2 separate regions of the Homo sapiens genome follow, and region 2 is linked to region 1. Evidence: chromatin loops called from intact Hi-C (ENCODE). Cell type or tissue: heart right ventricle. All regions are shown on one strand. Each heading gives the region's core, and the rest is flanking DNA. Links, peaks and the distances in the headings are about the cores only. Region 1 overlaps LOC105375971 (a long non-coding RNA gene). Region 2 has its middle 55 kb from the start of DMAC1.

Region 1 (15,541 bases), core at 7,504-11,503:
AAAATTAGTCTTATGCCTAAGATGGCTGCTGGACCTCCAGCTATTATATTTACATTCTACATAGGCAGTAAGAGGAAAGGCAAAGGTCATATCTCCCTAAGGAGCTCCCTAAGTCAGCTGGCTTCTTTGAAGTGTTACCTGAAGACTTCTGTTTACATGTCATTAACTGAGGTAAGATTGAAAATGTGGGCTTTAGCTGGTAGCAAAGACATCCAGAATGAAATTAGGAGTTGATTGGTGGAAAGGGGAGAATGATATTGCATGAGGAGTTATCAGTCTTTGATTCAGAGATGTGAAAAAAAATTGGATTCTGTCTTAGTTTGAATTCACCCAAAAACAGGACCTGAGACTAGTTTATTTGAGAGGCGATCTCAGGAAGTAAGGGAGTTGGAAATGAGAACACAGTTGTCAGATTCAGCAAATAACAATATAGAAAACCCAGTAAATTTAAAATTCTGATAAAAAACCAGTAACTTTTTAGTATAAATATGTCCCAAACCTTGCATGAGAAATACTTATACTAAAGAAATTTTCCACTGTTTATCTGAAATTCAGACTGAGCTACCTGGCAGCCCTAGCAGGGAGAAAAGCCAATGAAGGGTACAATAATAAATAGGTAATCGGTGTGGACAACTGAGGTCCCGACTTGGCTGGGCACCTTCTGAGAAACCATATAAAATGTATCTTAGAATTGAGCTTCAGCAGGACAGAGAGACTGGGGCATTTTTCCATGGACTCCCATCACAAGGCCAGCAGTAACAACTCTTTGGCTCTTCAGAATTGTTCTGACTTGTAGCTAAGCAAGCTCATACTGCTAGGGAAGGACGCACTCCAGCAAGGAAACAGAGAGGAGCAGGCATTTAAAGTGGGAAGCATTCCACGGGGTACCTGAAACTGCCCACCATAGGGACAAAGAATTCAGAAGTGAGGCCTGGGGACATGCCACATGGTATCAACAGAGTCAGCTAGGGTTTCTTTTCATTCGCTCTCTTGCTTTACTTCTTGCTCACAAAGCAACTCTGTGATTGTCATACGGCTTCCTAAATGTTACAGGGAGAGGGTGGTTTGGGCCTGAGGCCTCCAGCCTTGTCATCCATCTGTGGCTTTCAATGCATAGGAATCGATGAATATTCTGCTCTTTTATATTGGCCATGGGAGCTCATCAATGTAACTGCTCCTAAGAAATGTACTTACTTTTAGGGTGCTGACAATGTATGTGTCTGGACCAGTAAGACTGTGGAACAGGCCTCCAGACAGTGCCAAGATGCTGTTACAAAGAACGGTATCCTCTGGAGCTTCCTGAGAGATAGCAGGCTTTCTCCTCACAGCCCTGCAACTTGGAATGATATTTCAATGGTTGAGTTGCATTTCCCCTATTTCGGATTTTTACACCCTTTATTTTCCAGATGAGCAAGTTGAATTTCTGGTGTGGACACTGCCCCACAAAAAGCTCGTTTTGTGTGAATTATTAGGTAAAGGCTTTGACTTTAAACCTTAAATCATTCTTAGCTTAATGAAAAGCACCTGGTAATTATATATTCATTTATATTTACAGAGTGGGGTCTTGGATTGATTCAGAGGGAGCTCACATTTCTTAGCAGAGTTTAATTAGCAACAGAAAAAGCATGAGGCTTCTTTCTTTAAGAGCTGTGTCTAACTCTAGTAGCTACTACAAAGCGCTCTGGGGTACGGTGTGAAATCAAAATGTTTTGTCTTCTTCTTGGAATGGGTAACTGAGGAGCTAGAGAAAGCTATGCTTTAATGCATAAAAATGCTTGAGTTATAGTTTTAAAATTTGATTAGGGTATGTGTTACCCTAGGTTCTTCAAGAAGCAGATCTACTTTTCCTATTTCACTTGCCTTGCCTCCTTCACACTGTTGCAGGTTTTACCCCCAAAGTACTCCCTCCATAAATTATCTGGCAAGAATCCTAAGACAAGCTCTGAAACAGGTGAGCCTGGGAGGCTCTGAGGTAGTGCCTAAGAGGGAAATGATGTAGACTGAAAGAACAAATGAGTTATTTTCACTAGGGGACCTGGTCTAACAGAAATAATTTCACATAGACATATTGGTGACAGTTTCCTGTCACTTTAAACTATAAATATTATATATACCAGTTTGCTAAACTTTCAGTTCTTAGTGTTAAGAACCCTAAATTTTATTCATAGAATAAAATGATTAATATGCTACTAGCTACTGCACAACTTCTCTTAGGCGGCAACTTTCAAGCAAGAGTCTCTAACGGCATGTCCATCTTTTTGCTGTGATTTGCTGGCAAGCAAACTTCACTGGCTAATTTTAATTAGAATCGTAGAATTTTATAGCTGGAACAAATTTTAGGGATCATGTAGTCCAACTCTCTTAGGTCATGAACAAACAGAAGCCAACAAAATCCAATTATTGCCCAGGGTCATTCAGCTACCAAATGGCAGAATAGGGATAATAATCCATTCTCACAGGCACAAAATCCAACAGTGTTTCCACTGAACCACATTATCTGTCCTTTACCAAACTTTATATTTTTCAGACGGAAGACAAATAAAGAGTATCCAACTGTTTCATTCATTACTCATTGAGTCATATCATTGGCTTTATAAATGAGTTACATTAGTATTTGCTTTCATCTAGTAATGAGTTTGTAATGTTAAATTATAAACTCATCCTCTGTTCTTTTTCTTTTTCTGTCTGTATAAGCTTCAGCCAATTACTACAAATAACAAAAAACATATGACTATCCACTGGAGGGAAGAGCTTACAGGCTGAACCACCGATATTGTGTTATTTCAGTTAAGATATGGCTGGAAGTTGCCTGAACTAGACTAAATGAACTCACTTCCAATAAGGCTTAGGTTGTCTCTAAATGAAATCAATGTTATCGATAGAAATATTGTTGCACACATATGTCCACATATACCTTGTTGTCCTTTGCCTTGAAAGATTTAATTATACAGAATAAAAAAGAAATCTTGCAGAGCCTAGCCATTTCCCTGTGATCTAACAAGATCAGTTTCCTTTCTCTTAATTATAGCTATTTGAGCACAGTGACCTTTATACCCATTAGGTTGATCTTCAAACACAAGCAGACCTGCCAGTCTTGAAAGATTACAAACCCTAAAGCCACTGGACATTTGTTTCTTATTGAATTTTTTGTCTCAGTTTGCAACAAAAGTGAGACCACCTAAAGGAAAGGTTTCTGTCTTAAGTGATATAATTTGGCTACTGGGAATTTACATTAGATTCCCTTCTGTAATGAACAGTTTTATACCAAAAGGGAGAATATTCCCCCTCAGGTGTCCAGGGCTAATGATGTAATCTTCTCCCTAATGAAATAAGGGCAGTGACTGCCATTTCCCAGTTCATAGTACGTCTTAAAAACCCAGTACTGTTGTTTACTTCCACTGAACATCTGGGAAGGAGGGATAAAGTCACAGTTGAGAAAGGTCCCTTTATCCTTTTAAGCTCTAGAAAAGAGAGCCTTCAATGGCTTCGATTTTCTGCCTGGTTATTTCGGCAGTTCCTCTGTTGAAAAATCTCAACCCCACATTAAATTGAAGATGGTTTATCATTATTTTCAAACCTCCCAAATGATCCATTACTAACATCTAACATCCAATTCAATCTAAGAGTGATAGTTATGTTAATAAGTTATATGTGCCTGAAGGACACATAGAATTTGGTGTGGTTCTACTGAGAGCCCTCTCCTAAGTTGCAGACTGCCAACTTCTCATTCTCATTGCATCCTCACATGGAGGAGAGAGAGAGAAAAGCAGGTCTCTTATGTCTTCTTTTTTTTTTTTTTTTTGAGACAGAGTCTCATTCTTTCCTTCAGGTGAGAATGCATTGGCACAATCATAGCTTACTGCAGCCTTGAACTCCTGGGCTCTAGTGATCCTCTGGCCTAGGCCTCCAGAGTAGCTGGGACTACAGGCTCACATCACCATATGCAGCTAATTTTTTTTTATTTTTTGTAGAGACAAGGGTCTCACTATGCTTCCCAGGCTGGACTCAAACTCCTAGCCTCAAGTGATCCTCTCGTATCAGCCTCCCAAAGTGTTTGGATTACAGGTGTGAGCCACCATGCCTGGCCTCTCACATTTTTTCATAAGAGCAGTGATCCCATTCATGAATGCTCCACGCTCATAAGCAAATTGCTTCCCAAAGGCTTCACCTCCGAAAATTACCACATTGGGAGTAGGATTTTAACATATAAATTTTGAGGGTACACAAACATTCAGTCCATTGCACCCTCTATAGACATCATGCTAATTTATATTTCCCTCAACAATGGATGGAAGTATCATTTTCTCCACACTATTTCCAATAGATTATTATAGTATTTTTTAACAATCTGATAAGTGAAAAGCGTACCTGCTACTCTTACTTTGTATTTATTATGAGACATGTTTAAATGATATTCGTGTTTGCACTCCTTAATTGTTAATTCATCAGTTTTTCACCATTTTTCTATTTATTGTGGCTCTTTACATATTCATTAAAGAGACCGAATGTCGTATGTACCCAAAGAATATTTTTGTATAGAGTATCTCCACTTCTGCAACATCAAAAGTTGATAAAGTAGTTTTGTTTCCCACAAAGTACTAGCTTATAATGGAATTCTACTATGTCCATAGTTACATAACAGCAGTAAGCCAAAGTATGGATTATTTCTGTTTATTCTTCCATTGTCAAATCAGCATTTCCCAAAATTTATTCAATGGAATGTTAGATATATATAATTCATAAAAAGGGGGCAGATGGAGTAAAATAAGAAATACTCTAGAGACAAATAATCTTGATTTAAACATAGTTAAATGAAATTATTTCTTTAAGGATTAATCAAAGTCTTAATGTGCTACATTTTTATGAAATGACCATAGTATAAATGTTCCAAAATTATTTGCCTGCAATATTGCACTAGTATTCTGCTGAACACATTTTGGGAGGTAGTCCTCTAAAGACTTTTACTTCGATTATGACTATTATTAAATTGTTTGCTTTGTAACAAGCCTTGAATTTTACAAGTAACGGTAAATACTTTTCATGCTATTATTCCTCATAATTAAATTGTAAGTTCTGACAATAAATCATTACCTGGTAACATCATTCATTTGTGCTATGGTTTTCATGTATGTGTCCCTCCAGAATTCATAATTTAGAACTTAAACCTCAAGGGGATGGTATTAAGACATGGGGCCGTTGGAAGGTGGGGCCTTTGGGCAGGCCATAAAGGCTCAACCCTCATGGATGGGATTTGTGTCCTTACAAAAGGGCTAGAGGGAATGAGTTCATCCTTTTTGCTTTTCTGTCTTTCTCCATATGAGGACCAGCAACAAGGCACCATCTTTGAAGCAAGAAACAGTCCCTTGCCAGACATCAAATCTGCTAGCACCTTACTCTTGGACTTCCACAACTGTGAACAATATATTCCACAAGAATGAACAAGTTACCCATTCTAAGATATTTTGCTAGAGCAGCCCAAACAGACTACAACAGTTTGATTTTCTAGTTATTCTTTCACAACACGGATATTAAATGGTGACCTGCCTCCATACACATATGTTTGCATGTTGGAGTGTGTTATGACCTCTGCATAGATCTGAATACATCTACTGTTTCCTCAGTAGTTCATGCTTATGGAATTCTTATGGGACCTGTGGAGACAAACACAAATCAGAAAGGAATGTGGGAGCTCACTGTTTTGAAATTAAGCACCAAAAATACTCCATCAGGTGCCTTGCGTAAAATATTTGTATGTCTTATCAATGTCACCTTCAGTGTTATAGCCGGAGTATTTCTTAATTACATTATCTGATTTTCACTGTAGCCCTGGGAAGTGGGTCATTGCCCCCATTTGGCAGATAATGACACAGATACAGGAAAGGTGACATGCCCAAAGCATCAGTGCTAGATAGTGACTGAGCTAGAGCTGACACTCAGGCACCTGAATCTGTCACCAGAACCTGCACCCTGTAGACACAGTTATACCCTCTTTGAAGCTAAGCTGAAGTGAATAAGACCACGTGTTAGAATAGTCACAGTCACCCACTGCTTCTAATCAGATACATTTATGTTTCCTTTCTGGATTCTAAATCACCAGGGAATACTAAAAGTATAGAAATATCTAATATATACTTATAAAACCCTCCATTGGGGGAATCTGAATCCACTTGAGCAGGAATGGGAGACACCTGTGAAGCTATCACATGAGCGCTCTGAGAAGAGTGGATTGGTAGAACTAGTCCAGGCTTTGGAATTCACAAACCTGGGGTTGGATTTTGGGCTTGCTCATTCCTGACTCTGTGGCCTCTGGTAAGTTACCAAACCTCTCTGTTCTGAGTTTATTTTTCTGTGGAGTAAAAACAGTTTTCTCACAGGCTTGTAATGAATATCCAATGAGGTGACTTTTTGCAGTGAGTCAATTTTCACCATGAGGTACTTTTCATAATGCATGGCTCCCAGAAAGCACAGAGTCACAGGACACAAAAAGTAAACTTCAACAGGTAGTCTAGAGCAGGGGTCTCAAATCCCTGGGCCATGGACTGACAGGCGCCCGTGGTCTGTTAGGAACCGGGCCACACAGCAGAAGGTGAGTGGCGGGTAAAGGAGTACTACTGACTGAGCTCTGCCTCCTGTGAGATCAGCTGTGGCAGTAGATTCTCATAGGAGTGTGAACCCTATTGTGAACTGCACATGCGAGGGATCTAAGCTTGTATGCTCCTTATGAGAATGTAATGCCTGATGATCTGAGGTGGGACAGTTTTATCCTAAAACGATCCCCCTCCCACCACCCACCCACAATGTCCATAGAAAAATTGTCTTCCATGAAACTGGTCCCTGGTGCCAAATAGGTTTGAGACTACTGGTCTAGAGATTCCTGATTTCATTTTCACTTCTACATTGAGCCACAGAACTAAGTTATCCCTCTTGGGCCCAGTGTTAATAAATGCAGCTCAGAGAGGAGAGATAATGAATCCCTTCCATCCAAGTGCTTCTTCAACTCTTTGTGGTAATAAGTTTATAAATACTGTTATGAAAAAAATGCACAGAACTTTTCCCACAATGTCTGGGGGGACATGGGCTCCTACAAACCCTCCATGGTTCTTCAAAGGAAGCATAGGGACTCTTGCATGGGAGAAACATTAGTGGTAAAATAGGTCACTCGGCTCTTTCTCTCTTTCATGGAAATATACGCTATCTTTTCTTTTCCTTTTCTTTCTTGTTTTTTTTTTTAATGTTTTAAAGTTTTCCTTTTAGGAAAAACACTTTAACAAGCGCAGGGTGACTTGGCCCACTTTGATCTGTCACACCCTTGGGGGCATCTGCCTTTCCCATCCTGACACAGGGACTCAGCTCACTTGTCTAGTGACTGGGAGAGTATCAGGGCTGTCATCCTCTGCCAAAGCTCCCATAATCTGTTCAGATGCATGGCACGCTTTGATAACTTTTAACCTCTGTTATTTCATGTGTCCCACATAAGCGGTCATTAACTCTCATCACCAGAATGTCAGGAAGAGGGTGGTGCTTGCAGAACCTTCCTTGTAATATTGTGGGATGGGAAGACTGCTGTACAGGAGATCTATTCCACTGGGGAACAATGAGTCAATTTATTTGAAAAATTCTCACAAACAGAATCTGGTATAACTAAATAGCAGTCTGTAACACTAGACAAATGTTCATTTACTTCTGCCTTTGAGGCCAATATTAAAACTAAGAATTTTGTTTCACAACAACATGGGATATTTCACAGTTCTTGATTGTTCTCAGCTTCCCATTTGCCAAGATAGGTCAGAAGAGTCTTTTTTTTAAAACATTTCTCCCTCTGAGTTAAGACTGTAGAAAAGCCCCAGGGGCTTACATGTCCCAAGACATTGGAGAGAGTCCTGGGCCCAAGGCTACCATGGCCACTGCAGAAATCCATGAGTCCATTCAAAAGCAGGCTGGACACAAAATCTACACTAAAGGCTTCTGAGGTCTGGCTGTTTTCTGCTTAAACACTTTACAGTATCTTCAGAAACACAATGCTAGTCTCTTTTTTTTCCCTGCAGTGGACAAGAGGTGTAGGGGGAAGAAGATACTTTTTGGGTCACCAAGTGTGACTACAACAGCAAACAAACAAAACAAAACAACAAGACTCAACGTTACATATGTAGCAGCTTTTCGTATCACCTTATCAGGATGACTATTGACCACCTGGCAAGAGACTATTCCCTTTCTCTTGGGACTCTACGGAAATGTCCTGACCCATTTGAACCACTTCTCAAACTGGGGGGACAAGACACTGACAGAGTCTGTGATTGTCAAGGACCTGAGAAGATACTGTTTTCTGGAGAAATTATAGAAATATCTCCAATCACTTGGTATTTGATAGACTCCATTATTTGAGTTCTATTAATACATTTGTTTGGACTGCAGGAAGAGCTTATTCTTTCCATTCTCACCATGCCCCCATAGCATATTAATATTTATAATAATATTTTAAAGTGTCTTATACCTGTTTGTTTTATTTTTATTTTTTCATGTGGGCCACTAATACATAGAAAATTACTGCTAAATAAATGCTCTTTGGAAACGACAAATCACTAAAGTACTAAAAACAATGTTGTATTGTGGCAGGGATTGCAACTGCTGTGATTATTGCAGTATCTTATATTATACCTAATCCTTCTGTTAAGTTTCCATTTGACAGCTGAGCAAAAGAGGAAAGAATGAGTGATAGATATTGGATCTTCAGCAGAAACTGCACAATCTTGAGAATTGAAGGTTAGAAGCCAACAGACCTTGGTCCTAATGAAAGTGTCCTTGACAATGGCCCCATATCTCAGTTTCTCCACCCTGAGAAGATTAATGGCATAGCAGCTCTGACATGTTATGAGGGCAAGTTTGAAATATCTGTGGTTCTCCTTTCCTTAATACTTCTCTCATTTCCTTCCAGTTTCCATTGAGTGACAACCAAGGAAGGACCCTAAGAGACAGGGAGGACAGGGGTTGGGGTGGAGGTGACATTGCTTTTCCTTCTTTCATACTCTGATTTCTGCTTTACCCTTTCATTATCTTCTTTTCTCTGGTATTGCTCTCTTCTTTGTGCACCCCGTATGTCTCACAAGTACTTTCTCATGTTACCGGTATCACGCACAAACATTCTTATGTGGCCTCTTCCTCTACTCTACTGGAATACTTCTAACCATCATTTTATTTTATTTTCATACAAGAGGGCTTGGAATGTGGTGGTTTAAATAAGAATGAGAGGCTAGTACCGGAATTTACTGAGTGACTAGTTAAGTGTGTGTATTTATTTCCTAGGGAATGCCACAAACCAGAGGCTTAAAACAACAGACATTTATTCTCTCACAGATCTGGAGAGCAGAGTCCGAAATCAAAGTGTTGGCAGCACGGCACTTCCTCTGGAGGCTCTAGAGGAAAAGCCTTCCTTGTTTCTTCCAGCTTCATGTGGTTGTCAGCATTTCCTGCAGCTGCATCAATCCAGTCTCCCTAATCTCTCCAATCTCTGCCTCTGTCTTCACATGACCTTCTCCTCTACTCTCTGTGTCCATGTGTCAACAAGAACACTTGTCACTGGATGTATGGCCCACCCAGATAGATCAGGATAATCTCATTTTGAGATTCTTCCATCTGCAAGACCTTATTTTCCAAATAAGGTCACATTTCCAGGTTCTGACATGTGGACAAGTGTTTGTGTGGGGCTACTACTCCCAACCCAAAGCAATGTGTATTTACAATTCACAAAATCTGTTAGGTAGGCAATAGAAACTCCAGTTTACAGATGAGAAAACTAAGGTCCAGGATGGTTAAGTAACTTGGTAGGAAGTAGTGAAACCCAGAATTCAAGTTTAGGTCAATGTGACATCAAAGTTTACTAAACTATATCTAAAAAATATACCAGTTCTCTCACCATTAATCTTCTTTGTGGAATCCAAAGGTAGACACAAAACTACCCCGAAAAAAGGGAGATGTTAATATATCTAGTAAATACAAAGTATTCTCTAACTTAATACATTTTCTTTCACTTTCTGCTACAATGGACTTTCCAGATATAGCTTCATATATTAAAAAGAAAAAGCCAAAATCTTAATTTACCAAAAAGTCTCTATTAAAAGTAAAAATGGCATGAAAGTAGGTATTAAATTTCTGACATAGGATCGGGAGAAAAAAAGGTAACTGTGACTCTTCGTTATTGTACATTAAAAACACTGACGTCCATGACCTCAGATGTATTCTCTGCTGAATGGAATTTGGAAATCAAAGGACTTCAGCCAACCGGCTCAATTTTTCTGTATTAAAGGAGGACACACTGGCAGTTTTTCAGCAAACAATCCAATATTTCCACTGACCTTCTGAACATTTCCACATGGATATCCTGACATCACTTCAAATTCAACTCCAGCATCGTTTTTCTTCCAACATTGCTATTTCTACCTCTTTCTGTTCCTGTCATCATGTTCCCATTTACCAAGTTAAAAATTCTTTGCCTCATGGGATTTTGTTGCTCATTTCTACCTGCATTTCTTTATTCCCCAAATGTTTTGAATATTTCTTCTGGGCCAAACACCATGCTGGGCACTGGAGATAAAAATCTCCAAAAACACAGACATAATAGTGCCCTTCTGGGAGTTGATAGTCTAGAAAGGAAAACTGACACTGAGCACACAATGACAAATTTGAATCTTGATATAAAAGGGAAAGCAAAGGTTGCAAATAGGAGAACGTTGTTGGAGAATCAAATTCATTTCTTTCTCCTCTGCCCTGCTCTTTTTTAAGTCCTTATCATACCTGACCTTTTTTTTTTTAAACTAAGGATCATCCCAAAACCTCTATTCTATTCATGTGTAAATTTATTTGGCTATGGATTCTATTCTTTTTAAAAAAAATTATTTCCACAGGTTTATGGGGAACAGGTGGTTCTTGGTTACATGAGTAAGTTCTTTAGTGGTGATTTGTGAGATTTTGGCGCACTCATCATTCAAGCAGTATACACTGAGCCCAATTTGTAGTCTTTTATCCGTCACCCCCTTCCCACCCTTTCCCCAAGAGTCCCCAAAGTCCATTGTATCATTATTATGCTTTTGCATCCTCATAGTTTAGCTTCTACTTATGAGTGAGAACATACAATGTTTGGTTTTCCATTCCTGAGTTACTTCACTTAGAATAATACTGACTTCCCGAGGTAAGCGCTCTGTCTTTAGTCCAACCTCCTGTGATCCATCCTCCAGGCTACTCTGTCCTGAAACTTCCCATGCTTCCCCTAATCATATGTTACTCTCCTCTGACAAGCTTTCAATGACACCCTTTTGCTTACAGACTCTAATCTTTTATGTGGCATTTAAGACTTTTCTTTATGTGAACTCAATCCCTTTCAATCCTGAATAGAGATTTTAAGGAAGTTGGGGAAGAGGCTTAGAGTTCTCCCTTATATTGGGGGCTTGGTATTTCTCTATAGCAAGCCCTATTAGCCCCACGAAACTTTTGCAACAGTCAACCTGCCCACTCATTAATCTAGCCTAAGATATCTGACTCATCCCAAATCCTGAACATTTATTCAAATTATTGTCCCAAGTATGCCCCCTTTCCTCTTCCCTATCTCTCAAAATGCTATCCCTGCTTCAAAGACCATTACTCTAAAACCTCCCTGACCCCAAGGTCTTTATCTCTTTTCCCTGAAATCAACACATTCACTGTCACACCTTTGGGTAAGGGAGTTCAGCTGGCTTCTAGGATGTTATTCTACTGTGTATGCAACTATGCCATATCTCCCCAGTGAGAATGTGGGCTTCTGAAGAAGGACTAGTACGGTAGCCAGTGTTTCTTTGCCACCTGCACCTTCCAATGAGTAAGCAGCCAATATTTTATATAATCATAGAGCTTTAGAGCTTTAGAGCTGGGGCCTGAGCATAACGAAGCCAGCAAAGTAAAGGATATGCAGCTGGTTAGTGGTATGAGTCAGACCAGAATCTCTTGCTAATGGACAATGCTCTTTTTGACTAATGAATGAATGAATGCAACAAATAAATGAATACAATGAGAAAAAAAGTTTTATTCTTACTGAGCTACTTCAGGCAGTGTTAAGCCTTTTCTAAACCATTGTATTGCTCTACAGATGTTGTGGTTTCTACAGGCACATGGCAATAACCATAGGTATTCAATTTGAGTTCTGTTACCCATCTTGACATCACTGCTGCAGCTGTTGACTCCTCCCACCCACCGCCTACCTCCCATTCACACTCTGATTTATTCTTGGCTGTAAGTAGGGAACTTGAATTCAAAGCTGTCAGTTCAATTTTCCATGCCTGAGATTTGTGGTGTAGAAACATGGGGAGACACAAACCCACACTCTATCTATGTGTGAGGTAGGATATTGTGTGAGATAACAAAGGCAGTCGGAAGATGATCGCCTGATATCTCTTGCCTTTGAGACAGCTAGGGTTGGTTGCAATATTTTACTGGACTTATGAGCTGTCAGTCAGGAACACAGAGGTGGGACAGGGGCACCCCAGGAAATCAAAGCAAATTCAATTATTATCTATCTGCTGACAATGGCAAAACCATTTCATTCCTCAGCTCTTCACAGAATGGGTTGGGGGAATGAAGGCTGTGGAGAAATTAAAAGCGTGAACATTTTTAATGAGTGCAATTATTGAATCATCAGTCACACAGTCCATCTGTTTCAGAGCATTCCATTGACTGGTGAAATTCTAAAATACTGCATTGCATTTTCACATTCATGTAATCACATAAATGTTTTTTAAGGAACAGCTAATGATATTCATATATCCTGCTTATCCCTTCTATAACTCAGCATTCTCCTTTTGTCTGTTTCATTTTATTAGTCACTAATTTCACATTCTGACATCAACTTGGTGGGAATTTGTTGGCAACTGCATGAGTAAGAGGCTGCCCAGTGACATTAAATAGTGTGTTATGGAATATTCATTTGTAGAAATAAACTAATGCAAAATTTATCTCAAAGGTCCTGTTTAGCCTGGAGTTTTGAGAGCAAAATGAACTTGGTTTCAGGGCAAAGAGAGAGAACTCATTTTTAAAGTCTTTTTCCAGAGATGACTAAGCTACTGAGGAGAGAGGTGAAGTAATGACAGTGTGTCAGTGAGAAAACTGGGTTTGCTGGGGATGGCTCAGATGCCTTTGCAAATTAGAGCTTTGGGAGAGGAAGGATGAAGATGGAATTTGGGGGAAAACAACTATAACCAAGGAATGGTATGCGGAAAAACTGTAAGACTGCAGTGGTTCAGGTTTGTTAAGAGTTGAATTGTGTCCCTCAGAGAGCAATGTGGAAGTCCTAATCCCCAGTACCCATGAATACGACCTTATTTAGAAATAGGCCTGTGTGACTGGGTGTGGTGGCTCACGCCTGTAATCCCAGCACTTTGGGAGGCCGAGGCGGGCTGATCACAAGGTCAGGAGACCGAGAACATCTTGGCCAACATGGTGAAACCCCATCTCTAATAAAAATACAAAAATTAGCCGGGTGTGGTGGCAGCGCCTGTAGTCCCAGCTACTCTGGAGGCTGAGGCAGGAGAATCACTTGAACCTGGGAGGCAGAGGTTGCAGTGAGTTGAGATCATGCCACTGCACTCCAGCCTGGGCAACAAGAGTGAAACTCCAACTCAAAAAAAAAAAAAAAAAAAAAAAAAAAAAAAAAAAGAAAGAAATAGGCCTTTTCAGATATAATCAAGTTAAGGTAAGTTTATTGAGGTAAGCTTTTAATCTAAAGTGTCTCGTGTCCTCGTAAGGTGGAAAGACACAGATGCACAGGGACAGCAGCATGTGACAGCAGAAGCAGAGACTGAAGTGATGCAGCTGCAAAACAAGTGACTCTTGGGGCTACCGGAAACTTGAAGAGACAAGGAAGGATATCCCATTGTGTACACAGAACACATTTCCTTTATCCATTCATTAGTCGATGGACACTTAGGTTGCTTCCATATACAATGGAACACAATACAGCCTTTTACAAGGAAGAAAATTCTGTTATTTGCCACAAATGGATGAACCTGCTAAGTGAAATAAGCCAGGTGTGGAAAAACCAATACCACATGATCTTACTTATATGTGGAGTCTAAAACAATTGAACTCATAGAATTAGAGAGTAGAATGGTGGTGACCAGAGGCTAGGGAGGTGAGGTAGAGATGGATAAAGGGGAGATGTTGATCAAAGGGTAAAATTTTCAGTTAGACAGAGGGAATAAATGTTAGCCATCTGTTACACAGAATGGTGACTATAATTAATAATAATGTATGGCATATTTCAGAATTGGTAAAGGAATAGATTTTAAATTGTTCTCATCACAAAAAATAGTAAGTATCTAAGGTGATGGCTATGTTAATTAGCTCAATTTTATCATTCTACAATGGAAATCTATATCAAAGCATCATATTGTTCCCCATAAATCTATACAATTATTGTCAATTGAAAATAAAATTTTTATAAAATACAGTGAAGGATCCTCCCTTAGAGACTTAGGTTATTCTCCTGCCTGATACCTTAATTTCAGACTTCTTTCATTCAGAACAGTAAAACAATAGCTTACTATTGTTTTGAGTCACCCAGTTTGTAGCACAGTACTTTGTTACAACAACCCTAGGAATCTCATACAAGGCATAAAGACAGTTGCTGTGATTTAGATCTCTACATAACACACATTGATCAAACAGCTGACCTTCTGTGCCTCACACTGGGCTCAGCACTACAAAGCTGGTTAAGGAGTCATGGTTCCTTTGCTTTGCTCAGAAGGTTAAACTAACGCTGGTGTTATGTCTCTCAGCCTGTCCAGGCACACGAATGCCTTCTATTTTGTTGTTGATCACTGCATTGCCTTTCAGGAAAATTTACTGGTCTCTTATATGATAGTATCACCTGAGAACACCAATTCAGTTGAGACTATAGGTTTGAAAAGTTTTTGAAAAAAAGTCACCAGAAAGGACACAATAGTAAGAATATCCAGTTGCAAGCTAAGGTTCTCAGAGGGCACTTAGAGCTGCAAGTGAATACACTGTTTGCTTAGAGATAGTTGTCTGCACACATGGTGGTTGAGTGGGGGGCCAGGCTGCCTGGGTTCATACTGAAGCTCCCCACCTACTGCCTTCGGTGAGTTACTTAATCTCTTTGTGGCTCAGTTTCTCCTTAATCTCTTTGTGGCTCAGTTTCTCATCTACATTTGCCTTAACACTTTCTTGGAAAAAATAAGTAGTTAATCAATACAAATTACTTAGACTAGTACTTGGCCCATAGTAAATGCTCCATACATGTTAACTATTATTTTATATATAAGCATTTCTGAGTGTTTATAAATAGATTTCTATATCAAAGTTATAAGTAAAATAATTTTCTAGGAAAATATGTTTTGGGGACTAGAATTTTTTGCATGCTGATGCATCTTTCTATCCACCAGAGATTCTTATGGGATAGGAAAACACAAAATCACTTTGAAAATAAGTATTGGTGTTATTCAATGAGTTTTATAACATCCAGCAATCTAGTAGTCTGGAAAGAACAAAAACGGAGAAGAGG
Region 2 (15,541 bases), core at 6,007-10,006, 56 kb after region 1:
GCCTCGGCCTCCCAAAGTGCTGGGATTACAGGCCTGAGCCACCATGACCGGCCGCTATTGAGTCTTCTAATATCTAATTTGCCTTAATGAAGTTTTTATAGCTTTCTGCAGTTGTTACGTTTATCCTAGATATTTGGCATTTTCATGCTATAATAAAAGGTGTCTTTTTAAAATTTTATTATCTGTTCATTTCTAGAATATGGAAATTCAATGGACTTCTCTGTATTAACCTTGTATCCACAAACCTTAATAAACTCATCTTTTAAATCCAATAATTCTTTTGAAGTTTTCATGTACACCAGAGGTCCTCAACGTTTTTGGCACCAGAGATTGGTTTTGTGGAAGACAATTATTCCATGAATACACGTGGCTGGGGGGATGGTTTTGGGATGAAACCGTTCCACCTCAGATCAGCAGGCATTAGGTATATTCTCATAAGGAATGCACAACCTAGATGCCTCACATGCACAGTTCATAATAGGGCTTGCACTCTTGTGAGAATCTAATGCCACCACTGATCTCACAGAAGGTGGAGTTCAGGCAGTAATGTGAGCAATGGGGAGTGGCTGTAAATACAGAGGAAGCTTTGTTTGCTCACCATGCGCCTCCTGTGGTGTGGCCCAGTTCCTAACAAGCCAAGGATGGGTACCAGTCTGTACACCATTAAATTATTTATAAATAGTGACAGCTGGATTTTTTTCATTTCTAGTCCTTAAACCTTTTTTCTTCTCCTCTTGTCTTACTGCCCTGCCTACAATGTCCACTACTTTGTTCAATAGTATCAGTGATAAAATGCAACCCTATCTGTTTTCTGGTCCCAGAGAAAAAGATTTTTGCATTTCACCATTAAGTAAAATGATTAGTCTAAGCCTTTTCTCACTATACTTTACCAAATTCTATCTTTTATATTTGTAGTTTGCTAATTGTTAAAGAAAATATGAATGGGTATCTTCCTCAGAGGTCAACTAAGAATGAAATATTAGTATATAGTACTAAGTGTAGTAAGAGTAGTTGACATTTATTGGTGTTTACTTTGGGTAAGGTATTACTCCAAGCATCTCACTTACATTAAATCACTTAATGGTCATAACAACCATTGAGGTAGATTCTATTAAGATAATGTCTTTTGGATAAAAAACAACAACAACAAAAACTGAGGCTCATAGAAGTTCAGTAACTTGTCCAAGATCATACAACTTATAAGTTGAGGAAATGGGATTTGAATCCCAGGATGTCTATGCTTAGACAACTTCAATGCAGTAGTGTCACTTCCATAAACCTCCTAAGTAGTAATAATATGAGAAATAAATTATACCAAGCTCTAGACACAGAGCTAGGTGCAAACTAGGTGCTTTCCATAAATGCCAGTTTCTTCAGATCATCTACTATTCTCCAAGTCATCAAAAAAGGCATATATTCCAAATTTTAAAGTTTAATTTGAGCTGATTCCCCTAACATCCATCACCTCTTGGGCTCTATAAAAAGAAGATATGATCATGAGCTTATTCCATCCAATTAAGCAAGTAATCTGAGTTTCTAAAAATTCTTGACTCAGGGAGATGGAGATCCTGACCATACATTTTCCTTCCTTTATTCTCCACTTCATCCTGAAAGCAGCATGGAGTTACAAGACAGGACATATGACATTCCAGCTGCCTTACTGTAACACTACTTCATCTTCGAAATTCATGTTCCAGCCAAATGCAGCGTGATAACAAGAATGATATTTAATGGTAGTATATTAAACAAGCTCCCAATGTTTCATTAAAACTGGTCAGAAAGTCATATTAATTTCCCCTTATGAAGGCATTCTTATGAACTTCCCTTGCTGTCTCTTTTTTGTTACATACACATACAGTTTCAAGTATTATGTTCCTCCAATTTTCTTTCTAATGCTCTTGCAACTATTTGCCTGCTTACTGTCCACATTTACACACAATGTTTTGCAAATATTTATTTCCCCATTTGCCTCCCTCACAGAAATGTGCTCACCTTGATGGAAGGCACTGTGTCATGTTCATCTGTGTATCCCCACCACTTAGCACAGAGCAGGACACAAGTAATGGCTAAATGAATGTTAGCTGAATGAATGAATCAATCAATGAATTTGACCAAGAGTGACTCCTTAGAGACCTCCAATTTGGGTCAATCATCAATTCTATTGACATTCTTTACTTCTGTTGCTGAGAGCACCGCAGCCATGAAAATACATCTGTTTGTCCTTCTGCCTCAGAAATATTATGCCTTTTCTTCATATTATTGTGCTGAAATTTCTTCTTTCAAGCATGTTATCAACTTCCTTTCCTTTACTTTACTTTCTGATTTGCTTTCAGCAAATGAATGAAAGCAAGAAGCTGGTTCAAAAGAGTTCAAACTCTTAATGTGTTGCTCACAGTGCTGCTGGAAATCACAGGCTGTGCCTCAGTGTAGTCCTCTGCAAATAAGCATCTAACTACTACAGAAGTCCATGCATATGCCATTTTAAGGCTTTAAATCAGAACAACAAGGAACAGACTTTTTTTTTAATCTATTCAGTTCCCCCCAAAAAGGTCTGAGGTTGAATTGAAGCGTGTTGATGATTTTGGTTCAACATCTGCAGTCCTGACTTTGGGGCCTGGGTAAATAGACAGAGGGCATTGAGAAAGCAATCCTGCCTGTTGTACTTTCAACCTAACAATATATTTTTGTGACTAAATGCTTTGTGCATGCAGCCATTGAGTGAAAGGGTGTGTGTGTGTGTGTGTTTAGTTGAAATATGGATGTTTTATTTCATTCTGCTTCAATGTAAAAGCAGCTCTCTGAATTGCCTCGGGGTGCTTTTCAAATTCCCTGTGATAGCAACCAGTTGGAATTATATGCGCTCATTTTCTAAATTCTGCAAAGAAAATTGTTGAATTCTCTGTGACATTTACCATAACTCTGTAAATTTATGCTGCTTTCTTTTCCCCTTCTCCCACCTCTACCCCCTTTTCAAAAGCATACTTCTCCTCTTGGCTCCATCTCCTCGAGTGTTAAATGCTTTTTGAAATCATTCATTTTTATTATCAGCCATCTTGTTCTGTTTTATTTGCCACAGAATTATTCCACAGTCTAGGCTGATTCTTGGCTGTAAAAAGAGAATACTATTATTTGAGCTGGGATTCTGTCTCATATGTGTTAAGTTTAGTTCAACAATATCAAAATCCTACCCAGATGGATAAAATTCACTCTGAAGTCCTAAAGTAAAAGAAATGTAGTGCATGGAATCCAAAAATCTGGTTTGCTCTTGATTACCCACTTAAACAGTTTCCTTGGCTCTCTATTACCTTAACAGGGTCTCTCATACAGCAGAGTGTCTTAAAATCCCTCAGAGAGATTGTAAAAACTGTGGATTGCGCATGTGCTACTCTCAGAGATCTGTTTCAAGAAGTCTGGGTTAGGGCCCCAGAATCTGCATTTCTAAGTGTTCTCCTGGTGAATTAGATGTAGGAGGCACAGGGAACACATTTTGAAAAGCACGGACTACTGGGTGAAATCCAAACTCTTTAACATGACCAACACCTTTTATCAGCTATCCCTTCTCTATCACTCTCCTCTCATTGCCTGACATGGCCCTAAATGTCCACTGTCCATCTTTGCTGATCTTGCCACCCCTCATGACATTCTCATGCCCTTATCACTTCTTCACCTTTGAATGTGCCAGAATGCCCTTTCATTCCAATCCAGGGGATACCTACTCATTCTTAAAGATGTATTTTCTTACGTCTCCTTCTTTGTAGAGCCAAGGCTAAGTCAGTCACTTTCTATTTTGTGAATGAATGAATGAATGAATACATGAATGAATCAATGACCACCTATCAAATACCTGGTAAATGCTAAACAGTTAAATATATGCAATCTCATTTACCTCTCCCAATCCTACAAAGACCATTTATTCTTCTCATTTTACAGATGAAGACACTGAATGTTGGAGATGATAAGTGACCTTTTCAAAGTTTTAGAACTGTTAGTTACTAGAACAGAGAATCAAACTCAGCTTCAAAAACTCCACGTCCAAGACTCTTTTTCCTCCCCTTCACGGCCTTTCATTACACTTGCTCTCCGAGTTTCCTTATCACTTTATTTATGAGTAATTGTGACCCTAATCACACTGTTTCTTTATAGGCTTCCCCTACCTACTAGATGGTATCTTCTTCAAGGTCAGATGTCAAGCTCTCTGCCCAACAGCTAACAGTAGACATGCATAACGTTAGTCTATTGACTGAATGAATGATGCACTGAACAAATGCAAGCCTGTATTTCTGAGCACTTACTGTGGTAAATTTTTGGCACTTTGGGGCTACTCAATATGCATTCTCCTTTATAATAGCACCCTGATTTGTACTGGGACAATACCTTTACATACATATACATACCTTCACTGTATGTAATTTTGTAGGGTGAATAATTCTAGGCAAATCTCTTACACGGAAGAACCAGGAAAAGTTTTGCACAAGTGACTCAAGTACATTCATTTCAGCAAAGGCGTCAGTGGTGCCCTTCCAGACAATTCAGGTTATGAGATAACAGCAGGGGTTTCTACCTTCTGTTTTCTGGAGTTTTGCTGGTTCCCATCTGTCCTCAATCCCATCCTCCAGCATCCCAGAGTCCCTGTGAATCCTCCATTCTGAGGTAATAAATTCCCTTTTATTAGACAAAAACTATTTCTGTTGCTTGCAGTCAAGAATCATAATGGATCTGACTATTATTCAGAAAAGCCATTTTAGCTTTCCTTACTGCACAGTATGATTTTTACAAGCAACCAAAACCTACGGAATCAAACTAAATAGGTAAAAATTGTGTGTTACTCTTAGGACTTGAGCTGTAATAAGCAACCTTTAACATCAAAATGCTTTTAAGGTCTTGTTTTGAGTTGATTATTCATGCTGACCCTTCTTAGAAGAAGCAGAGTCTTTACTCACATTATATGACACAGGCCATTTATGATGTCCAGAGGCAATGTAAATTTGTGATTCATATGTATAAATGGCAACAGTGGTCCCTAAGTTTGACATCATTTACCCAAAGGGAACAATAAGATTTTATGAGTTTTTGCTAATATTTGCTTACTCGCAGATGTGATTAGACAAGGGCAAGTGTTTTCTTAGTACAGAGACTCTGTTGAGGATACAATGTATTGGACTACATGACATAATAATAGTAACAAAAGATTACGCAGATTAATATACTTTGAAAGGGAGTATTTAAATCTTTGGATGAAAACCTGAGACTTGAAAGGTGTTTTGCTGGTGCATAAATTAAGAGAATAAACTATTTTCAATAAACCAAATGGCTAATAAAAGCTCTCAAAGCAGAGGATATTCACTCATTCATTCTCTCAACCAATATTTATTGACCACTCGCTGTGTGCTAGGTGCTGGGAATGAAAAGATGAACAAAGCATAGTCCTACAGAGGAGGAAATGTCTTATCTGAGTCTAGATAGATGAACAGGATTGTTTCAGCTCACATAGTTTGGTACATGGGAATTGTTCTATTTTTTAGTCAATAATCCATCAAAAGTATATAGCTTCTTCCCTGAGCCCATTACTATTTTAAGGTTTTTGACTCAAGTGATAGGCACATCGAAGACCCCTAAATCATGGTTCTTGACCTAGAGAAGCTTAGGGTCCATTTAGAAAGATAATGCTGAAACTTTATAGAACAAAAGAGAATGGTCTAAGACAATCCATAACTCAGTAACAGATTGAGTAGCATAGGCTGCAAGTGGTGTAAGAGTTCACAGAAGTGAAGTTAGTATGTACTGTTATGGTTGGGGAAGGCATCGTGAAGGACACGGGGTGTAAGGTAGAACTGAAAGAAAAAAAAAAGTCTCAGACTGGAAAGAAACTTAGTGATATCTCAGGCACCTCCACATCCATGACCTGCATCCTCTCTCCCAATTTTACAAATTAAGAATCTGAAACTCAAGAAGGTTAAGTGATTTGTACAAATGTAAACAGCCAATGAGTTACAGATGCAAGATTGGGCTCTCAATCTTAAAAGATTTTGATAGGAATATAAGAAAAAGAAGTTGTTGAGATTGTGCTGGGGAGTAGCGGGAAATAAGAATGAAAAGGTGACACATCCCAGATGACTATGGAGGACTTTGAAAGCAGATACAATGGCTAAGAGTTAAGGTTTTAGGAAGAGAGATACAACTGGAAAATTCTCAGCATATAGCAGTCTTACCAATTTGGGAAGGGGAATTGTTTTGGAAAGATAGGCAGAAAGAGGAGATTAATTTTAGACAAATTGAATTAAGGTCATGTCAACAGATTAGCAAGTAAGTATTTAGCTCTTTTCCTCATATATTTTATTTTAACATCAACACTTAACAATGTCTAGGAGGCCTGGTAATATTTGCAGATTGCTTAATGTTTTCTTTCAATCCAAATTTTTTTTTTTTTCCCTCCGAGACAGAGTCCTCCTCTTGCCCAGGCTGGAGTGCGGTGACATGATCTTGGCTCACTACAACCTCTGCTTCCCAGGTTCAAGCAATTCACCTGCCTCAGCTCTCTGAGTAGCTGGGATTACAGGTGCCTTCTATCACACCCAGCTACTTTTTGTATTTTTAGTAGAAATGGGGTTTCACCATGTTGGCCAGGCTGGTCTCGAACTCCTTGGCCTCAGGTGATCTGCCCGCCTCAGCCTCCCAAAGTGCTAGGATTACAGGCGTGAGCCACTGCACCTGTCCTCAATCCAACTTTTTAATGTTCAAAGCCTTCTTTTTTAGAAATCCAACCACAGTAAGTATATAGCCATCATTAAATAAAAGAATATGATAGGATTGATGCGGAAGTGAGGAGGAGTCACAAGAAAAAATGCCTTGAAAAACCAAGTCTTGGTGTGAGTTCTAATAAAATGCAGTGAGCTTAGAAGAAGGGTCAAGTAATACATCTTTAATTACAAAAAACTGCATTATATTCAATAAACATATGTACATGTTTAACTGAATTAAGACGTCATTTATTGGAAGACATACTATCATTTAATGTATCATTAAAGAAAGAAAAATTACTACTGGTAAAAATATGACACAATATTATGATGCTATTGATTCAGATACACATCAATTTTGGAAATATTAAAATATGAAAAAGTGAAAATGTTAGAATCAGTGAAATACCATGAGGGCTTAGTGTTAATTAAATCACAACCCATCAGTTTGTGTGTTTCTCTTAGCAACCCCTATAAACTGTGTTAGAAAAACAGGCTTCTATGGGGGAACAAGATATGGTTTACCTGTGACAGACATAAGAATAAATCCCAGGCATGTTCCTTAATAGACCAGTGACTTTGGAGCAAGTTACTAAATTTCTCTGCATTTTGTTTCTACATAAGTAAAACAGGAATTTATTACTGCTACCTTACAATCTATTATAAGGATGAAAATGACATATGTAAAATACCTATCATAACATCATCACCTTATAAATAGTGTTCAAAATTGTCACTTAATGGATTATTTTTACATTATATAATGCTCACAAACTATAAAAAAAATCTAAGAAAACAAGTTAATTTTTAAAATTAGATATTTGACACAAGATAGCCCACACTAAGGCCTTTATAAGTATATCCCAGTTTTAGAACATTAGAATGCTAAAATTTGGAGTAAAAAAACATAAATAAGGATAATCATGCACATCATCAAAAGAATTTTTGATTCATAGCAAGTGTAATTTTAGGATTATTTTAAGTAGCATTGCTTCCCTCCATCAAAGTTTATTTAAAATATTATGAGTCCCACTAATGTTTGATTTAAACAAAAGTTTTAAAAGCATATCTCTTTAAATAAAAAGAGGTGAATCTTAAAATTAATGGGCATAGAGTTGCAAAACAGGAGCAGGATCATAGAAAGGAAAAGAGAAAGTTTTTGATGGAAACAGACCAAGGCTTGAAAGTGGACTCTGAAGCTTACTACCTCGTCATCTTAGACAAGTTAACCACGCCCAACCTCAGTAAACTCATCTGTAAAGTGAAAATAATAATAGTCCCTATGACACATGGTTGTTGCATGGATTCGAATTCGAGTGAAATAAAACATATGAAATGTAGACACAGTGCCAGATACATATTACAGGCTCAATAAAAGATTAAATAACAGTTCATTCTTTGTTTATATTTTGACCTCTGAATCCCAGAAGAGATTGAACCTAAAGGTGTGTCTGCTCATAATTAATGTTTTTTTAAGATGTTGCTGTTAGTGATTTTTCCAATGTCAGGTGCACAATAATTCTACAATACTCTTCCATTTATGGCTCTTTGTGTTTCTCAGTCCTTATTTGATGATTTCTCTTGATTTTTTGGGGGGAGATGATTCCCTGTTTAAGTTGCTTGGGGGCTGCGGGTGGGGGGCAAGCTAAAAGAGGCAATGCCCTGATGATACCTATCTATCTGCGCCAGAGAAAGAGACCAAAAACAAGGAGCATAGATTTCTCTGTGGTAGGTACACCTTACATCAGCTTTTGATAGGACTCTCAGTTCCATCAACGTACCTAGCTAGCCTCCAGCATTAACAGAGTTGGGTTTCTAGTAAAGAAGCCAAAAGATCAAATTTTTCACAATCTTATGGAGAATTGGTCATAATGGCTTGTTGAATAAATAGCCATTTGGATGCATAGATGGGTGATAGATAAATGGATGGATGTGACAGACTCTCTCTTTTGACCAAACTTGAGTCAGGCTCTTCTGAACCCCCTACTCTACAGGCCTGACCTTGGGCTTCCCTCTCTGTTGAACCCAGTTTGAGCAAGAACCTTGCTAAGCCACTTTAGTAAGAATCTCCCACCTTTGGTACCTGTTTTCATTCTCCACCCCAGTATCTTATCACCCTGGGTTGCCCTCAGCAAGAATTCTGTTGAGTCAGTCTAGCAATAATTTCCCTCATCTCTGATGTTTCCTCTTACCAATTGTCTATCTATTGACCTCATCATGCTACTTGGCTACAAATCCACATTTGTCCTTTATGGATGCAGTCAAGCCCAATTTCTCTTCTCCATTGCAAGACCTCATTGCAGTGGACCTCACTGCAGACCCCTTTAATTAATGTCTTCCTTATCATCTTTAATAAGTGCCATAAATAATTTTTTCTTTAATAGATGGAAAGGTAAGTATGAATTTAAAGTTAAAATAGCAATGTCTGGAAGTTTATTAAAGAAATTTCTTATATCTTCCTGTAAGTGACAAGTTTTGTGTTTGCCCTCAAAACTTAGAAACCTCAAAAATGCATTTATTCTTGGGAAAAATGCATTCCTATTCAAAGGGAATAGTCAGAATAAGTTTTATTTGGATTTAATTTGTATTTACTTGATGATATTCTTCTTGTAAGAGGTAAGAGAGGAAGAATAAATCACTCGAGTGCATAGTTCATAAACATACTAGGCACCTGGCCTACTATAAGCATTCATGTATTACTTAATTTGCCACACAATGGGAAATCCAATACTTTTTTGCAAGAAGGTCCCTTACATCTAGCAGCAAACCACTTCAGCATCAGAGTCAAACCATACTTAAGAAAGCAAAACTCACAGATGCATATAAAATCAAGAGATCCCAAGGACATGCTATGGTTTTCAGTAGGGAAAACCATCTTCCCCAATCCACTAGCAAGTGAATTCCAGTAAGGATAGCAACTGGCTATAGGTTTGAAGTGAAACATAAGTGTTTCAAAGGAGTGCATTGGCCAAAGTAAGTGAAAGACTCTCACTACATAATAACTTACTGTTGATTGCATTTGAGAATATCAACAGGCACAATGCAAAGCATACTTGTGATGGTTAATATTTAGTGTCAACTTGATTGGATTGAAGCATGCAAACTATTGTTCCTGGGTGTGTCTGTGACTGTGTTGTCAAAGGAGACTAACATTTGAGTCAGTGGGCCGGGAGAGGGAGACTCACCCTCAATCTGAGAGGGCACCATCTAATCAGCTGTCAGCGTGGCCAGAATAAAGTAGGCAGAAGAAGTTGGGAGGACTGGACCTGCTGAGTCTTCTGGCCTTCATATTTCTCCTATGCTGGATGCTTCCTGCCCTCGAACATCAGACTCCAAGTTCTTCAGCTTTTGGACTCTTGGACAAAAAAGGTAAAGTGATGTACAGGAATCGGAAGTGAGGTACAGAAACAGCAAGATTGCTTATAGCTTGGTGTTTGCCTTATTTGAACGCAGTTTGAACACTCAGCAGTCTATGAGTGGTTGAAGTATGGCCACTGGGATTGGCCAACACTCAGCTATTGTTACAGATGCACACTATTAAATTAGGTTTTCAATTTTGTCTGACTATTAAGCTAGGTTACAGTTCACCCACAAGGCCTCAAATATAGAAGTACAGAGTCCTTCTCAGGCCATATTTAGTTTGCTTTAACAATTCCCCCCTTTTGGTCATTTTCTCAATTTTGAAAGATTGACCAAAACCGTAGTCATTGATGTTCCTATCACTATCATACATGCACTTATATGGTTTTGAAACCCACTGGGAGACAGTAGAACAGTGGGTTTTGCAAGGAGGGAATAAGGACTGAGTAGAGGGTTCCTCCCTACGCTGGAACATCCTGTTTACAGGAGGAAAAAACAAAACCTGGCTTGTTCTAAGATCTATGTATTTTCTTGAAGCCTTAGTTTGGTTATGTCACATTTAGCATGAGTGACTCCATTTTAGTTTGGTTTGGTTTGTTGGGGCCTACCGCATAAGCTTAGTCCAAAATAATGGCCAATTTTGTTTAAGAAAAATTCCCCCTTTTTGGCCAGGTTCTCACTTAGGTGACAGTGTGACCAAAACTTAGGGCCTTAGCACCACTCTCAGTTACCATCATTTTGGGTTTCCAGTCTCAGTGTGTCATTCATAGGTTTCGGTGTCCTTATGGTCACACATTTCTTTCAGCTTTTATCATTCAAGTTGAAGACAGACCATTTGACATTCTAGGGATGGCTGCATGCAAACATTTAAAGTCTTTGAGAGAATACAGCACACCAGGGAGACTATTATTATGACTATCGGGAAGATAATACCAAGAGTTTGGAGTATGCTCCTTACCCAGTGTCCCCATAAACCAAACCATGTAAAATTAAATAAAGAATGAGCTAGATGAAGAGTCTACTCACTTGACTAAGTGGTCTTTTCATGAATCCACCATAACTGAATTTTTATAATCTACATTTGATGCATTTCTCTACAGACCGTAAGTGTCATCAGCTACACAGGTACTTCTCTGTCTAATCAATTATATTATTTAGCGTAACTTTCACAAGAGAATTTAATTTCTGTTGTATAAGGATAGCCTTTAAAGTAGAATTTTCTGTAAAACCTATTATGAGGGAGACATTCTAATCATTGCCTGTTTTATTCTAAACCATGGAAAAAGGACCTAACAAACGATGTCCTTCTAGAAGAGTGAAGGCCTCCTGGCAATGTTCTCTTTAATCTGTGATGTGGGTTAAGAGAAGTTTTGACTGACTATGAGGCAATGTATATACCGCTAAAGTTTCTCACCTATCTTGGGCCTTCATCTTTTATCTATTAAAGTATAAGGTTATTCATGTATAACGCTAGCTGCAAAATCCTTCACAAATAAAAGTATACCCTATAAATTGCTCATAGAGGCATAAACAAAAAAAAAAATTCAAAGATAAGAGTCTCATAGCAGTAGATGTTTTGATCTGTGATCTTGGGAAAAGTTGTTCACATCAAGGATGCCATCTTCTTCTGGGGAGAAACTTTCCTGGTTAGTTTTCCTTAAAGGCTCCAAAGGGTGTACAGTTCCAGGAGTGTGGAGGAACCTTTCTCAGTTGTGAGATTATGAACCCAAGGTTCAAGTCTCCAAAGTTTTGCTGTAGTGTGGAAGGAAAGGACAGTCTTTCTCTGAGGTTCTCAGAAGATCTAATCTTTGAGTTTTAGATTGTGAAGGGATTGTCCTCAGTGAACCATAAAAAGATTTCTTTAGCCTGGTGAAATTTCACTGTAGCATAATAATCTACCGTTGCTACAACATCAACCCTTTTGCATGGGAAAACTTCTATACAACCAGAAAACATGCATTGAAAATGATAATTGAATGAAATCCCTCTGTAAATGTTTAAATAGCCCATCAGGCAGCCAAATGTACCTGAAGCTTTGATTGTCTTTCCAGGAATATGGAAACAAATATTGGTTTTAACCTATTTCCACAATTTATAAGTCACCACGTCAATATATTCAGCTTGGATTATTTTATCTTTCCCATGATGAGTCATGGAATGCAGAACCTTTAGTAACAAAAGCTTTAAGGACTCAGGAAGGACAAGACAGCTGTCCTGGTTCTTCATGAGTCCATGCTTAACATTAGACTTATGTCCTCTTGACTACCAGTTGTTTCTCCAATGTAGGTGCATAGCATTGATCATAGGTAATTTGACTTAGACCATGGAATGCATTCAAATTGTTTATTTAACAATTTTAGTGTTGGCTGATTTAGCATGATAATCTAGAGCTTGACTTTGAAAGGTTTGTTAAATACCAAAGGTTTAAAACATTGTATATTACAAAATAGAATCTTAGGTTACCATAAGTCATTCATTTAGCCAAAATGATAACTCAAAAATTTTTAAAAGGAAAAAACATTATTTTGATAGAGAGGAGACTTAGCTTTCCAAACAAGACCCAATGAAGATAGCATGAGGACAACTGACTCTGTCTCCTTTCTTTCCTTTCCTCCTCTTTTGCTTTTGTAGTTTACTTAAAAGGTAAAAAAAAAAAAAAAAACCTTTCATTATCTTTTAATATTACATAAAAATCCTTTTTAAAAGAGAAAAACAAATTTTATGTTTTCATTAGTATATTTTAACGTTAAAGCTAGTTTTAACATTTTATAAATCTATTCAGTTTTAATTAGTTTGACCATAAGGTAAGATTTTTATAAACCTCTTATAGCCCTTTACAATCTCTCAGAGCAGAACTAATTTCTAAGAAAACTCTGTTGTGCTTTTATTCCAATGTCCAATTTATGGCAAAAAAAAAAAAAGCCGAATAATGGCATTTTAACTTTTGCCAATATGTTCTCACACAGAATCTCTTACAGTTATTTTTTGTACCACAACTTGTTCAAATCTTTAGCTCTAGTTAATTTAAAACAACCCTTTAACCCTCTAACCTAGGCAAAAATTAACTTTCCCTTACCTTCTTATAATCTTATAATCAAAACACATTTTATTCTCCTTACATACCTTGTATGTAAACTTATTTTTTCAGTAGTCTCAATTACATACGACAATATTAACTCTTAGCAACTTTTCCTTTTGGTAAAAACCTTAGTAGGTAAGGGATTTTCATTGTGTACTATGTGTGGAGCCTAGTCTAGGACATACCAGGCAGAAGTACAGATAGGGGCTGACTCTCCAGCATAGCTAGCAGGTGTGGCTAACTCCACATGTCCCCAGGCCTTATCTAGAATCTAAGGTCTCCAGGGTAGGTAAATTGAACAATTTTCAAAAGCCTAAGAAGCAGTTTATAACCTTAAAGCATTTAGTAAACTTAATATCTGATCTGCATAATTTAGACCAAATGTCTTTATTTTGCCAATAATTTTTAAAACTATCTTTGTTTCCCAAAGATTACTTAAGTCACCTAACTGAAAGGCATTACACTTTTTATCTTGCTTTCAAAATATTTGATGTAAGTGCTTATTTTTGTTTAAGCCAATTAATTAGAGTTCTTTTATATCAACATTACGCACAACACATACGTAATTATACAGACAGATAGACAGAAGAAGATTACTACAGTAGTTGTAAGATTTTTCATTTGTCAGTTTTTAAGTTTCTTAATTGGTTATTTGCTTTATGGTGGAGTCCTTGGAAGAACAGGGCCAAGAAAGGGGTTTCTGGTGCCTCCTGTTTTTACCAAGGAGTCCAGGATGTTAGAGCTTGAATATCTGCTTTTAATTAAGCTGACTCTTAACCATAGCACTCTTTAATTAAGTCCTTTTAAAATTTCTTATTACCTGATTTTAGCCAGGCCAAATGGGCAACATTTCTGGCTTTTAAACTTTACCAAAGATAACCTCCCAGGTGCTCACAGAAAGGAAAATTTAAGATAGTCCATGGAGGAGAAGAGACTAGAGAATGTCACGCCGATATTAAACCAGAAAGGACTTACTTCCTAAGCCGGGAATCAAACCCAGACCACCATTGTGAAAGGGCAAAACTTAGCTACTGAGCCACAGTATATGGCAACCTCCAGTGTACTTCTCAGAAGAAGTCTAGAGTAGCTAATTTTGAGCTTGTAAAGCCTTTTAACTACTCAAGATAATTTTTAGAGCTAACTATGACATAAACCCTAAAATTCCTGTCCCCTTGAAGGCGGAGACCAAAACTATTGCCACATGGTTACAAGGTCAAGCTCCCAAGGACATACAACAAGATGGAGATCCCATCCAGGTTTTTTTGTTTCAGGGACCTGCAGGAAAATTTGTTACTGACCAGCTTGCAGGGCCGTCTTGAGCAGTGAGCTTATGGGGTCCTAAACCCATGTTTTATTTTAAGGTATCCCTTGACATAGAAAAATGAATTTATAGCACAAACACATCAGTTCAAGACTAGCCTCAGAATTCTTTTTCGCATTAATCAAAACTTTACAGAAGAGATAAACAGTGATTTTTACCATTCACCTGTTTGCACAGAGAGACAGAAGCCAGAAATCTGACTGGTAAGATATTCTTACCATTTTGCCAGCATGCCAGGTTTCTGGGTTCTCTTTCCCTGAGCGGCCCTAGTGACTCAGCTGGCCACACTATTGTGCTGGGGGCCAATCCGCATCATAAAGGAAAATTACCTTTTTTTTCATTCTGGCCAAAGCAAAATACATGTGATAAAACATAGACATTAGCCACTCTGCTTAGCACCCAATATCAAACGGGCAAGGCTTAAATCTGCCCTCAGATGGGCCCCTTCATCTTTATTCCAACCTCCAACTAGGAGTTTCAACACGTGGTCTCTGGGCAAGATGGTCACCCTGAGTAATAGAAAAGATGAGAAAGGGAAAGGAGAGAGAGAAAGCATTGCCTATGGCCGGGTGGGGAAGGCGAAATGACCAGGGAGGCCACAGAAAGACTCACCCATTGCAGCGACACTGAAAAGTTCAAGCGGCTGCTTCTCGGTAGCAAAGGGATCTTTTCCAGCAGTCTCATCAGCTCTCATTTCCATTTTAGGGAGGAAAAAGCTCCCCATGTCCCGTGATCCTATACACGCCTAATCCTATCACCCATAGCGGTTAGCAAAGGGCGCAAGGCAGATTATTCCAAAGAGAATAAGCAGTTGACATCCTGTAGGGCCAAACCTGTTCTTAGCTGAAAGGGACTTTACTGAGAGCCCTCATTTTTAAATGTACTTCAATGCATTGTTGTTCATTCAGAACATTCCACTGTAAGTTATCTTTAGTAAGATTTTATAAGATTCTGTAAGACTTCGCTGCCTCCCAGGCCTAAAGTATAAGCCAGAAGGAGCTCAGTTTTCTAGAAATTAAGGATCCCATTTTTTACCTAAAATAT

Evidence for each region. A loop is a pair of places that touch in the nucleus more often than their neighbours do. Peaks named below come from ENCODE experiments on the same cell type or tissue, not always from the same donor. Only the 100,000 strongest peaks of a DNase experiment are listed, where the experiment ranks them.
Region 2: a loop joins it to region 1, with 4 times the contacts of the local background. A loop is called at or near these places in 1 of 110 quality-filtered maps.

The regions. Positions count from the first base shown.
Region 1 is chr9:7,904,522-7,920,062 of GRCh38, reverse strand. It overlaps LOC105375971 (a long non-coding RNA gene), which reads left to right. Exons shown (of 5, transcript XR_929463.3): 5 at 5,322-5,519. Among named protein-coding and RNA genes, the nearest start is that of DMAC1, 110 kb to the right of the region's middle. In heart right ventricle, for the core only: no CTCF peak of the experiment used is centred there; a DNase peak (open chromatin) is centred at 9,421.
Region 2 is chr9:7,847,402-7,862,942 of GRCh38, reverse strand. No RefSeq gene overlaps it. Among named protein-coding and RNA genes, the nearest start is that of DMAC1, 55 kb to the right of the region's middle. In heart right ventricle, for the core only: no CTCF peak of the experiment used is centred there; no DNase peak of the experiment used is centred there.